3 separate regions of the Homo sapiens genome follow, and regions 1 and 3 are each linked to region 2. A link is a contact called in ENCODE Hi-C data. All regions are on one chromosome and are shown on one strand. The core of a region is the stretch at or near the end of the contact, and the rest is flanking DNA. Distances in the headings are between cores, read along the strand shown. Region 1 overlaps RFTN1 (raftlin, lipid raft linker 1). Region 2 has its middle 28 kb from the start of SH3BP5. Region 3 holds the start of RFTN1 (raftlin, lipid raft linker 1).

The links. A loop is a pair of places that touch in the nucleus more often than their neighbours do. Pooled maps may share reads with other maps.
Region 1: a loop to region 2 is called in a map with no recorded cell type, with 6 times the contacts of the local background. The contact joins two enhancer-like sites. A Hi-C loop is called at or near these places in 2 of 37 single-sample maps with no recorded cell type and 3 of 50 pooled maps.
Region 3: a loop to region 2 is called in a map of GM12878, with 8 times the contacts of the local background. The contact joins the promoter of RFTN1 here to the enhancer-like site in region 2. A Hi-C loop is called at or near these places in 1 of 168 maps with a recorded cell type or tissue (GM12878), 12 of 37 single-sample maps with no recorded cell type and 11 of 50 pooled maps.

The regions. Positions count from the first base shown.
Region 1 is chr3:16,431,897-16,435,956 of GRCh38, forward strand. It overlaps RFTN1 (raftlin, lipid raft linker 1), which reads right to left. Exons shown (of 10, transcript NM_015150.2): 3 at 1,955-2,141. Among named protein-coding and RNA genes, the nearest start is that of RFTN1, 80 kb to the right of the region's middle. RefSeq lists a silencer at 1,829-1,958. Within about 2 kb of position 1,931, at least 3 of the 41 ENCODE cell types and tissues checked have a DNase peak (open chromatin) inside an H3K27ac peak, as active enhancers do.
Region 2 is chr3:15,359,128-15,362,965 of GRCh38, forward strand. No RefSeq gene overlaps it. Among named protein-coding and RNA genes, the nearest start is that of SH3BP5, 28 kb to the left of the region's middle. RefSeq lists a silencer at 3,393-3,452. Within about 2 kb of position 2,589, at least 11 of the 41 ENCODE cell types and tissues checked have a DNase peak (open chromatin) inside an H3K27ac peak, as active enhancers do; they include GM12878, where a contact is called at or near this core.
Region 3 is chr3:16,511,197-16,515,418 of GRCh38, forward strand. RFTN1 (raftlin, lipid raft linker 1) reads right to left here and starts at 2,503. Exons shown (of 10, transcript NM_015150.2): 1 at 2,246-2,503. RefSeq lists enhancers at 943-1,352, 1,903-1,982 and silencers at 2,273-2,632, 2,663-2,732, 3,886-4,061.

The DNA.
Region 1 (4,060 bases), core at 681-3,180, 1.1 Mb after region 2:
TGCCAGGATTAAGAATGCAGGTACGGGAGACAGCCTTCCTGGGAGCAAGGCAGAACTCTGCTTGCTGCCATCCGTGTGACCTTGACAACTCAACATTTGTGTCTCAGTTTTCTCACCTTTAAAATGGGAACAAAGATGACACTTATTTCATAGCCATATGATACAGATGAAATGATAATGATCAAGCCTCACATACAGTGAGTGCTCACTAAATATAAGCTACTGTCATTATACATATCCTATGTGTCAGTGTCACTCAAAACCACTGTGGCCCCCAATCTTCTCATGATTGACCCAGATAATGATCAACAGCCAATCAACCTAAAGGAACCAATAATGGACTGGGCGTGGTGGCTCACACCTCTAATCCCAGCACTTTGAGAGGCCTATGTGGGAAACTCTCTTGAGCCCAGAAGTTCCAGACCAGTCTAGGCAACATGGCGAAACCCGGTCTCTACCCAAAATAAAAAAATTAGCCAGGCATGGTGGCGTGCACCTGTAGTCCCAGTTACCTGGGAGGCTGAGGTGGGAGGATGGCTTAAGCCTGAGAGGCAAAGGTTGCAGTGAGCTGAGATCATGCCACTGTGCTCCAGCCTGGGTGACAGAGTGAGACCCCATCTCAAGGAAATAAAAAAGAAAAGAAAAGAAACCAATATGCAGCCAGGCTCAGTGGCTCACACCCATAATCCCAGTGGTTTGGGAGGCCAAGGTGGGAGGATCGCTTGAGGCCAGGATTTCAAGATCAGCCTAGGCAACATAGCGAGACCTTGTTTCTACAGAAAAAAAAAAGAGAGAGAGAGAGAAAGACAAACTAATACACATAAAAGGCAGACACTGAGAAAAGTCTTGCCCTACCAAAACATGTGTGAATTCTGGGTTCGAGCAAAAACATGCACCACCTTTCACTTTGAATTCTAATGTGTGTTGACGTAATGTGTGTTGATGTAGAGTAAGAGCCCCAGAGCTTGATCAACCATGAAGAAATAAAGGAAAGGAAAGGAAAGAGGAGTCAGTCTTAGACACGCAACCTCATGCCTCACAGCTGTCCCTTATGAGCACACCAGCCAAATGCTTTGTCTACCTGCAAAGTGACTTTAAAAGGAGAGAACAAGGAGGAGCTGCTCTGTACTCCCTTTTTAAAATGTGGCACATGCTGTCATTCCTTCTATGATAGTTGGCCAAAAGACAAATCTGATTTCCTTTCCCAGACTTCATTTTAATTTTTATTTTTATGAAAGCAGGAAAAACATACTGCTCTCTCCATCCCATCCTCACTGTTTTTTTTTTTTAAAAAAATTAATATTGTTCCTTTTGAAAGACTAACCCCACTTCTCTTTTCTTAATTAGGCTCAACTGAAATATAGGCATAAGCATTCAACTGGGCAAGCCAAACTGAAAAACATCCCCAAGCCCTGAAAATCTAAATCAAGACCAAACCAATTATAGCATTTTATTTAGGTGGTGTTTATTTTTTGTATTTTTTTAACTGTCAAGTGATTGACAGAATTTATGGTAGGCGCAAAATGTTAAAGTATTTCTAGACTTTGCGGGAAGACATTAAGTTTGTCTATAGCCTCTAAACAAAATTATTTGTTTTCCAGTCATGCCTTTCAGTTTAAAAGTATTGCACTTTTACTAGCCACATCATTCTGGGCATATGCTTCTTCTGAGGAGACATTTTTCTAGCTGAGTTTAATCCAGTGAGTTAAAAGAGGGAAAGAATGTAAAATGGAACTCTCTACTTGCAGTTGGACATGCATTTGTTTTTCATCGCAGGATGCTAGGAAAGAAACCTCTCTGGTTGTCTAACTGTTTGCCTCACCTGTCTGAGGGCTGAGGCCCTGAGGACAGCATGCAAATTTCAACCCCCAACCCCATCCTCTCACTTCCCCTCCTCTATTGAGCATAACTTAGCCGCAACAGGATGCTACCCATTCACCCGTGGAGGCCTTACCTGTCGGTTTTCTTGATCAGGATGGCTCTAAAGATGTGCTCCAGGGGCGTCTTCTCCCGCTCATGGGTGGGCTGCACGAAGGGGTGCAGGGCCGCCAGCGAGAAGCCCTGCTGGTACAGCTCCAGGAGCTGGGCGGGCAGGTCACGCAGGGAGGCCAGCCTCACTGCTGAGGACCCAGGGAGCTCCGCTGGAGTGGAGAGAGGAGAGGCTCATCAAAGACCCATCACAACGCCCACTCAGCCCTGCCCAAACCCCTCTTCCCTTGCCCTCGGGGAGGATCCTCTAGGTCACTGCTAAAATGAGTTTGTCCCAGTTTTTACTGTCTTCAAACAGACTTTATAAGCAGCCTGTCGTTTTCCAAATCACCCAAAGGCATTAATAATTGGATGTCGGCCAGGCGTGATGGCTCAGGCCTATAATCCCAGCACTCTGAGAGGCCGAGGCAGATGGATCGCTTGAGCCGAGAAGTTTGAGACCAGCCTGGGCAACATAGTAAAACTCGGTCTCTCTTAAACAAACAAACAAACAAACAAACAAACAAACAAAAACAAAAAAACCCCCTCAAAATTAGCCAGTGCTTGTGGTCCTGGCTACTCAGGAGGCTGAGGTGGGAAGATCGCTTGAGCTGGAAATGGGGAGGTTTGCAGTGAGCCATGATAGGGCCACTGCACTCTAGCCTGGGCAACAGAGCAAGCCACTGTCTCAAAAATGAAATAAAATAAAATAATAATGGACTGTCTTAGATCTAGAGTCGTCTTATCAGTGATCACAATGAAAAAGTCATTTCCACCCTCTAAAAAAAAACACACAGAAATAAAGAAAGAAAGGAAGAAGGGAAGGGAAAAGAAGAAAAATACATTGAGCAAATATAAAAATACTAGGTGGCAAAAAGCAGCATAAACAAAGTCAAAAGACAAACTGGAACAAAATTTCTGTGACCCTTAAGACAAAGGGCTAATTTCCTTAAATTTGCAAAACACTCCCCACCCCAAAATAATTTTTAAACGGGAAAAATATATGAATAGGCAATTGCCTTAAAAGTGTAAAAGGCTAACCAATATTTGAAAACACACTTTAATTCAGCATTAGAATTACACAAATAAAAACCAGGAATATTTTCACCTATTGAATTATTTTAAAATTTGGATTTTTAATTTATTTATTTTTGAGAAGGGCAAACAACGTTCAAAAGTCAAAAGGTACAAATGTGTATTCAGTGAAAAGTCTACATCCTAGCCCTATCCTCTACCTCCTACATTTATTTCCTTAGAGGAAATCAGTATTATCTTTTTGTGTGTATATGCATTAACAATCAAAGAATTCATACAAAAGTGAACAGGTCTATATATTTCCCTCCTCTTCTACACAAATGTCAGCATAACATTACACACCTAGCTTTTTAGAATCAATTTTTATCAATTAACAGTATACTTTTCGGCCAGGGGCAGTGGCTCACGCCTGTTATCCCCGCACTTTGGGAGGCCAAGGTAGGCGGATCACTTGAGGTCAGGAGTTTGAGACCAGCCTGGCCAACATGATGAAACCCCATCTCTGCTAAAAATATAAAAAATTAGTCCGGTGTGGTGGTGCATGCCTGTAATCCCAGCTACTCGGGAGGCTGAGGCGGAAGAATCTCTTGAACCTGGGAGGCGAAGGTTGCAGTGAGCCGAGATTGCGCCACTGCACTCCAGCCTGGGCAACAAGAGCTAAACTCCGTCTCAAAAAGCAAAAAAACAAAACAAAACAGTATACTTTTCTTAAGAGACCATTTCATAGCAGTACACAGAGTGCTTTCTCATTCTTTTCTACAGATCCATTGTGTGATATACCATGGAGTATGCAAACTTTTGCTCTTACAAGTAATCTTTTAGTGAAAAATCTCATTCCTACATGATTTTGCATGTGTGCGCTTATAGTACATATACAAAATAAATTCCTAGATGTGGAATTGCTGGGTTAAAAATATATGCATTGTGTGCCTGTATCAAAACATCTCATGTACCCTATAAATATATACACCTACTATGTACCCACAAAAAGTAAATAAATAAAAAATCAGAGATGTAAATATATATATATATATATATATATATATCACACACATAT
Region 2 (3,838 bases), core at 1,339-3,838:
ACTCCTGGGCTCAAGTGATCCGCCTGCCGCCCAAAGCGCTGCAATTACAAGCATGAGCCACCACGCCCAGCCGTGAAAAATTAATTCTTAAAAAAGGTAAGGATCAGCGTTGAGTGTGCATTTACAGAACAGAATTCAACAGATACCTTTGTTTCTTTTTTTCTTTTTCTTTCTTTCTTTTTTTTTTTGAGAGAGTCTCACTCTCTCACCCAGGCTGGAGTGCAGTGGCGCGATCTCAGCTCACTGCAACCTCCAAGTTCAAGTGATTCTCCTGCCTCAGCCTCTCGAGCAGCTGGGACTACAGGCGCATGCCACCACGCTCAGCTAATTTTTGTATTTTTTGGTAGAGACAGGGTTTCACCACATTGGCCAGGTGGGTCTCAGAATTCCTGGCCTCAAGTGATCCTCAAGCCTCAGCCTCCCAAAGTGCTGGGATTACAGGCGCATGCCACCACACCTGCCTAATATCTGTATTTTTAGTAGAGATGGGGTTTCACCACAATGGCCAGGCTGGTCTCAAACTCCTGACCTCAAGTGATCCACCTGCCTCAGCCTCCCAAAGTGCTGAGATTACAGGCGTGAGCCACACACCTGGTCTACAATTTTTTTAATTAAAAAAAATTTGTTTTGGCTGGGCACAGTGGCCACCTGTAATATGAGCACTTCGGGAGGCTGAGCCAGAAGGATCACTTGATCCTGGGAGGTCAACACTGCAATGAGCCATGATGGTGCAAGCTGCACTTCAGCCTGGGCAACACAGCAAGACCCTGTCTCTACAAAATAAAAATAAATAAAAAATTTAGGGGCATGATGGCATGCACCTGAGTCCCAGTTACTTAGGAGGCTAAAGTGGGAAGACCCCTTAAGCCCAGGAGTTTGAGGTTATGGTAAGCTATGATCACACCACTGCACTCCAGCCTGGGCAATAGAGCAAGACCTCATCTCTGGAAAGAAAAAAGTGTATCTGTGGCTCCCATTGTATTTCTGTTGGACAGTGCTGCTGCTATTTGTCTATATAGTAAGTACTCAGGAAGACAATTTGTTGGAAGAAACATCAGGAGGCCATTTTTTTTTTTGTAATCCCAAAGTGCTGGGATTACAGGCATGAGTCACCGTGCTCGGCCCTTTTTTTTTTTTTTTTTTAGATGGAGTCTCACTCTGTCACCAGGCTGGAGTGCAATGGTGTGATCTCAGCTCACTGCAACCTCCGCCTCCTTGGTTCAAGCAATTCTCGTGCCTCAGCCTCCTGAGTAGCTGGGGTTACAGGTACACAACACCATGCCCAGCTAATTTTTGTATTTTAGTAGAGATAGGGTTTCACCATGTTGGCCAGGCTGGTCTCAAACTCCTAATCTCAAGTGATCCGCCTGCCTCAGCCTCCCAAAGTGCTGGGATTACAGGTGTCAGCCACCACACGCAGCCTCAGTCTCTCTTTTAAACAGATTTATTGTATAATGTATATATCATAAAATCCAGTTTGGTGAGTTTTACTAAATTTATTGTCATGCAACCATCACCACATTTCTGTTTAAGACAATTTCATTGCCCTAAAAACTTTCCTTGTGCCATTTGTATTCTATCCCTGCTCTCAGCCACCACTAGGTAACTCCTGATCTGCTTTCTATATCTATAGTTTTGTCTTTTCTAGAAATTTCATATAAATTAGATCATACAATATGTGGTCTTTTGTGGCTTCTTTCACTTTAGCATATTGTTTTTGAGGTTCATTCTTATGCACTGTGCTTTTCTTGGCAGTCTCAATTTTTCAGCCTACTTTTAGAGAAAACAAAAATGAGTGGTAGAAAATCTGGGGAAATTCCTCAGTAACTTGATCTGAGCCTAGAAAAGTTGCCAAGGTTAATAAAAAACACCCTGAAAGTTCCATGTCACACTGGGATTGATTTTAAGGATACTGCTCATCTCTCTTTCCTCCTTGTTTTTAAAAGAAAATTGACTGTGTTGGCAAAAGTACTCATTTCCTCATTTTACCTTCCTGTTCTTGTCTATAAACTTACATAATTTATACATTATGTACTCATAGTGTAGATACAAATGTGGCATTCTGTATTTCATTTTCTTTACCATAAAATGTTTTTAAAAGTAATGATCATAAACTTGCTGACCAGCATGCACACTCTCACCTGGAAAACTGAACAGAGGTAACTGCTTTTTATGGAATTTAACAAGACAGTCATTCATTTATTTAACAAAATGCAAGCTCTTACAGCTCTACTTTATACTGAACTCTAACCAGATGAATCTAACATCCCACGGTCCTAAGATTTTGCATTACAAGTCATGCTATTTGTTTAAATAACAGGAAAAAAAAAAAGACAGAAACACTTTAGGAAGCCAATTTTCCTTGCTAATGAGCAGATACTAAAATAATGAGTATCTTCTGACTACCTTCCTCAAACCACTGAAAAGTTTACCCATTAATCATATGTGAACTTTGAAGCGTGGGTGGCTGGAGCTTCTCATAAGCACATCCTTAAAGATGAAACCACATATAAATTGCTAAAGGAATCACCCGGTGAAAGTCAGACTGTGATTAGTAGGTATGGGGAGGAAGGAGAAGTTGAAAGACCCAGGCTGGGGTCAAACCTCTTTCAGTTACGTTTTTAATCAAATTAAGTCAAAACTAACGTTTCATGTCTCTTTTGCTTATTATTGACAGCCGTGTTTAGCTCAGCCATCCCCCACTGAAGCGAACTGTGTCAGTGCACTGTCAGATGCAGCTTTGGAAGACAATTGCTGTCCCTGCTGGCTTCTTCCCTCACGTGCCTGTGTTTCAATGCCTGAGGGCTCCTCTGAGCCCACACACAGGACTGGCCAGAATTGCTGGGAGGTAACACCCCAGGACAGCCTCAACAGATGAGGGCTAGGAGCTGGTGAGTCCACCCGCCAGCCTCCTCACCGCTGCACAGTCTCTCAGAGGGGCCTTCACAGGACTGCGGCCCAGTTGTCCTCTGAGGTATCCTGCTCGGCAATGTGCCCTATGTGGCTTTTCTCTCTTCCCTGTCTCACTTCCTTACTCTGCCTCCTAGAATCATTTCTTAAATAGATGATTTGCCCAAAATCCTTTGCCTCAGGGTCCACTTTTGGGCTAACCGAACTAAGACATCTACAAAATTTTAGATAGGAATAGACTTTAAAGGGATCCTTTGACTTTTTTTTTTTGAAACAGCATCTCACTCTGTCACCTAGGCTGGAATGCGGTGGCGTGATCTTAGCTCACTGTAACCTCCGCCTCCCAGGTTCAAGCAATTCTCCTGCCTCAGCCTCCCGAGTAGCTGAGATTCCACACGCCTGACATCACACCTGACTAATTTTTGTATTTTTAGTAGAGACAGGGTTTCTCCATGTTGGCCAGGTTGGTCTTGAACTCCTGACCTCAGGTGATCCGCCCGCCTTGGCCTCCCAAAGTGCTGGGATTACAGGTGTGAGCCGCTGTGCCCAGCCTCCTATTGCTACTTTTTAACAGAAATCTCTGTGTCTGACTCAGACCCAGAGAAAAGAAACCACAGTGATCAGAGTCATACACAAGGGGGTGCCCTCTAGCAGGTTCGCCTGAGGTTGTCCGCCTCCCGCCTCATGCTATTAACATTCCATAAACACGCCATGGCAGAGAGCAGGGCACTGCTGAAGGTTTACATGCGGTAACTGATTTCATTCTCACAACAACCACGTGAGATGAGTGCTGTTACTGTCCTCATTTTACAGAGGAGAAACCGAGCATTTAAACTAATTTGACCAAGGGCATAGGGCTAGAAAGGTGGTGTTTAAGAACATCCCAGTGCTTTCTAGCCCTTTCTAATCCAAGGGCTAGAATGCTGGA
Region 3 (4,222 bases), core at 1,253-3,752, 1.2 Mb after region 2:
TAGGGTTACACAGGTGCATGCATCTGTCAAAACATTATGCAAATGGTACTTTCCATCTTTGCACATTTCACTATATGTATATAAATTTTATCTTAAGGAAACCATAAGCACATATTGAAGTCAAAATAATAAAATGTGTACTAAAATGTTTAGGAATGACCTGTACCAACATCTGTAATTTACTTTAAAGTGCATAAAACCATCAGCTGGACTTATGGATGGACACAGGGATGGCTGGATGGTTGGGGGAGGTGTGTAGTTAAGCAAAGATGGCAAAATGTGAATTAGACTCTAGGTGTGTATATTTAGGGGGTCACTGTTCTTGCAACTTTTCTATATCTTAAAAAATGGGATGGGGATAGAGTCACAGTGTCCTCTCCTTAGTCCACCAAGTTAGAAATTTGGCAAAGCACCATGCCCCACCAAGCCATGGGACCACATAGTTTCAATTCTGCTGAAAAGAGAAGACTGGAAGAACATAAGTAGCTTTACAGGAACTCACATCACTCATGCCAAAGATTTTCTGCTTGTTTCCCTACAGACAAAGCAATTATTTGAATGTAAGCCAAAAATTCCTGCTCAAGAGGGAGAAAAAGAACTCACTGACTTGTATTCCCAATTTATTATCTTTCAATTCCTGTACCAAATCTACTAGCTAACTGCACAACACTCCACTTCCATTTGCCCCATGTCCATACAGCCAAAAAGCAAACAAAGAAAAACCAACCCAGTGACTTGATATACAAATGCAGCCAGAGGATGACGTGCCAGCTCTGGGGCTTTGAATCACTCAGGCGGGCCAGAAACCCCACTGAAGGCAAAAGAGGATGCAGAGCTCAGTCTGAGGTTAGAGTGATTTCACTGAGGTTAGCACACACGCACCAAAGAGTCCCAAACAGCTTGCTTCGTAACCCCTCTCTGGGGTTTGGTGACATCTGGGGTCACTTGAACTTCGTTGGGATTCAGCTGTTCAGAGATACAAATTAGGAATCCCGGCAGCAGAGAGGCCCTACCCACAGGCCCAGAGGTCGCTCACATTACACCCGGCTTCCTTCCTGGCAAGGCCTTAACTTATCCTGAGATGACACACGATGGCAGGGGTTGGAAGATGCCTAGTCTAGTTGAGCGCCCAGCTCCTGAAACAGCTGTACCGACTACAAGGGTTCCAGCACATGAGTTGCTGGAAACTGGGGTGACCACTGACAGAGATTGAGCCAGACTTTTTTTTTAAAAAAGTACTTCTTGTTTGTTTGTTTTAAGCCCCCGAAGAAACTCACTGACACCACCCAGCGTCCCTAGGGATCACCCATAACCACACAGGGCAGCTGAGGGCAAGCACAGAGTCACAGACAGACAGCAGGGAGCGTGCCTGGTTCTACAACCTTGGCCTCCACGCGGTTCTTGCTGCCAAAGGCAGCGACACCGGAGGTGAAGGGCACCAGCCCTGGCCTAGGACTGGGGTGCGCGTGCCTGACAACGGGGCTTCCCGAAATACACAACCACCTCCTCCTCGCCCAGACCCATATCCATCCTGGCGTCCCTTGAGTCTAGAGAAGTGGGTTAAGACAAGGGAAGAAAATCCCTTACAGAAGAGGAGATCCCCGTTTTCAGTGCTGGGGACTCTCGGCACCCGCGTCCCTGTGCTTCTGGTGGTTCCGGCGCTTCCTCGGAGCGCGCGGCATGTCTGCTCCTACACGTCCAGCACCTCTGTCCCCAGAGCAAACCCACCTCCCAGGGCACACGCAGAGGGGCAGTCAGGCACCGCCTCCACCCTGCCCCACCCAGGCCGCGCGCACCCCGGAAACCTGGACTCCGCGACCAGCTCCCTCCTGTTCTTTTCCGAGGACCCCAGCGGCAGTGTGTCCTGGACCCACCTGTAGCCTCCAAGCTCCCCCACCTCTGCGTCCTTCCTAGGCGCTTCTGAGCCTGCAGAGCCTACGACCCCCAACAGGCTGCTCCGAAGTGCCTCTCCCTACATCGCTCCAGGAATGACTCCCCTACACCCGTTCCCCGCAAAAAAAAGTTGGCCCAAGATCCAGGCGTCCCAAGGATCAGCCCAGGTCCCCATCCGACGCGGGCCAGGGGGTGCTGCTCTGGCAGCTCCGGAGCCCCGGCAAAGAGCAACCTGCAGGGAGGCGCCACGCGCGGTTCCCACTACCCGCCAGAGACCCGGTCCATGGGGCCAAACGGAGGGGCCTGTGCCGGTCGACACCCCAAGCCCTGTCGCGCCCCCCCCGCCGCCTACCGTATGGGACCGGCGGAGGAGAAGGCGCGGTCGCGGGCTCCCTGAGGCAGCGTGTTCCGTCCCGGGAGGAAAGTTTGTGCCATACAGAGGAGGCGGCGCGGGGAGGACTTGGGCGCCGGTGGGTGGAGGCGTGGGCGGTGGCGCCGCGTGGTCGTGTGTCTGTCCCTCCGGCGATCGGTGCGTCTGTCCCTCGCCGGAGCCCGCGGCCGCCGCGCTCTCGCTCGCTGCGCCCAGCGCCCGGCGCGCTCCGGCTCCAGCCCCGACGCGCCCCCGCCGCCGCCGCCGCGCGTCCGCCGGCTACACTTCCTCTTCCTCTGAACTCATGTGCAAAATATGCTACGCTGCATCTTCAGGGAAAGCCTCGCGGCCCCTGACAGCAGCCGCTGGAGCGGTGGGCCCGCCCAGCTCTCCCCGCGCCCCCTCGGAGTTCCGCCCGGTCACCTCCACGCGGCCGAGCTGCAAGCGACCCTGGCAGCCTCAGAACCCAGGGGTCAGGGGCTCATCGATCCTCCCTCCCAGCCCCTCCTAATCAAGGTTGTGTGCTGTCAGGAAGAGCGCCTGGGAGACAAGGATCCTTCAAGATTTGAGCCAGGATGCTGAAAGGGCGACTGCCATCAAGGTGCTGATGGCTGGGGGTGGGGTTGGGGCCGACTTGAGAGAGGACCATTTCTCGACCCCATTCCACAGGTGGGAGCATCCCTAAACATCTCAGGTGCTGCTGAAATTCTCTCTTGCGAGTTAGTGCTTCAGGGAAGGGTAATGCCACTGTCTCCGTTGCCATCCCTTGGTCTACCTACTTAAGATGTCCAGAGGTTTGAGAAGATCTGGAGAATCACCTTGCGTGGCAACTTGAGGCACCCAGGGAGAAAATTATATAAAGAGTGAAGCACTAGTAAACCAGGCTGCATTAGTAAAGTGAAGATGTGAGGCAAGGAGCCATTAGAAAATATTTTCTTCGTAAAACTAAACCAAGCAGAATTACAGTGTAGGGGTTAAGAGGGGGAACTTTAAAGTCAAATAATCAGGGTTGGATTCCTGGCTTTAGTACTTACTGGCTGTGTGACTTTGGGTAAGTGACTTAACTGCTCTGCGCCTATTTGTCACATGGCACTTCTTCGTGGGTTATTATATGTAAAGTGTTTAGCAACCACTCTATAACTTAGCTATTATCATTATTTTAAGGGGGCTAGAACAAGAAGGGTGAGATAATTTAATTAATTATCTCCATTTTCTAATTGGGCAAAGAAGACCCTGTGTGGGCAAAGTTAAGCACTGGAGCACACAGGGTGGAGGGCTGGTTTAGGGGCCCAGCAGTGTTTCGATGAGGTCCTTCTGGCACTAATAACACTCCTCCAGCAAGTAAGGAAGCACTATTTTGTTTTCAGGGACTCTTCCTGTTACCACAGCTTCTCAGAGATTTTCTTCCTTATTTTCTCTTTCCATAGCCTTTCTAGTTCTGTTTTGCTCCCCCTCCCTCACCACTGTTTTGTTTTTATTTGTTTTTCTCCTTTCCCTTTCCACCCCACCTTTTCCTGGTGTCACACTCACCACCACTATCCCCAGTGTCCCCCATTTCCCCCCTACACTTGAGCTTGCCACATGAAAGAAAATAAGACCAGGTGACCACGTAAGTCCAGGTTCAGACAGTAGTGCGCAGGGACATTTGCTCAGGGGCATCACCAGAGGTTGTGAACACCCATTTATGAAGCCAAAGGGAGGGGTCTTCATGCTATCTATCTGCCCGAGGCCTTGAATTGCTGCAAGTCAGGGTCCATCCAAAATCTTTCTGATCCTTTGCTGGTCACTAGGCCACAGAAAGAAAATAAAATTGATAGGTGTTAACCGGTAGGCATTTAAAAGAAGATAAAGGAAAAAGGAGGGTGGGGGTGGGGGAATGCAGCATAACCTAGTTGCAGTGTGCTTGATTTCTTTTAAGCAAATCATTTTCACTCTATAAAACTTTTGCACACCGTTGTG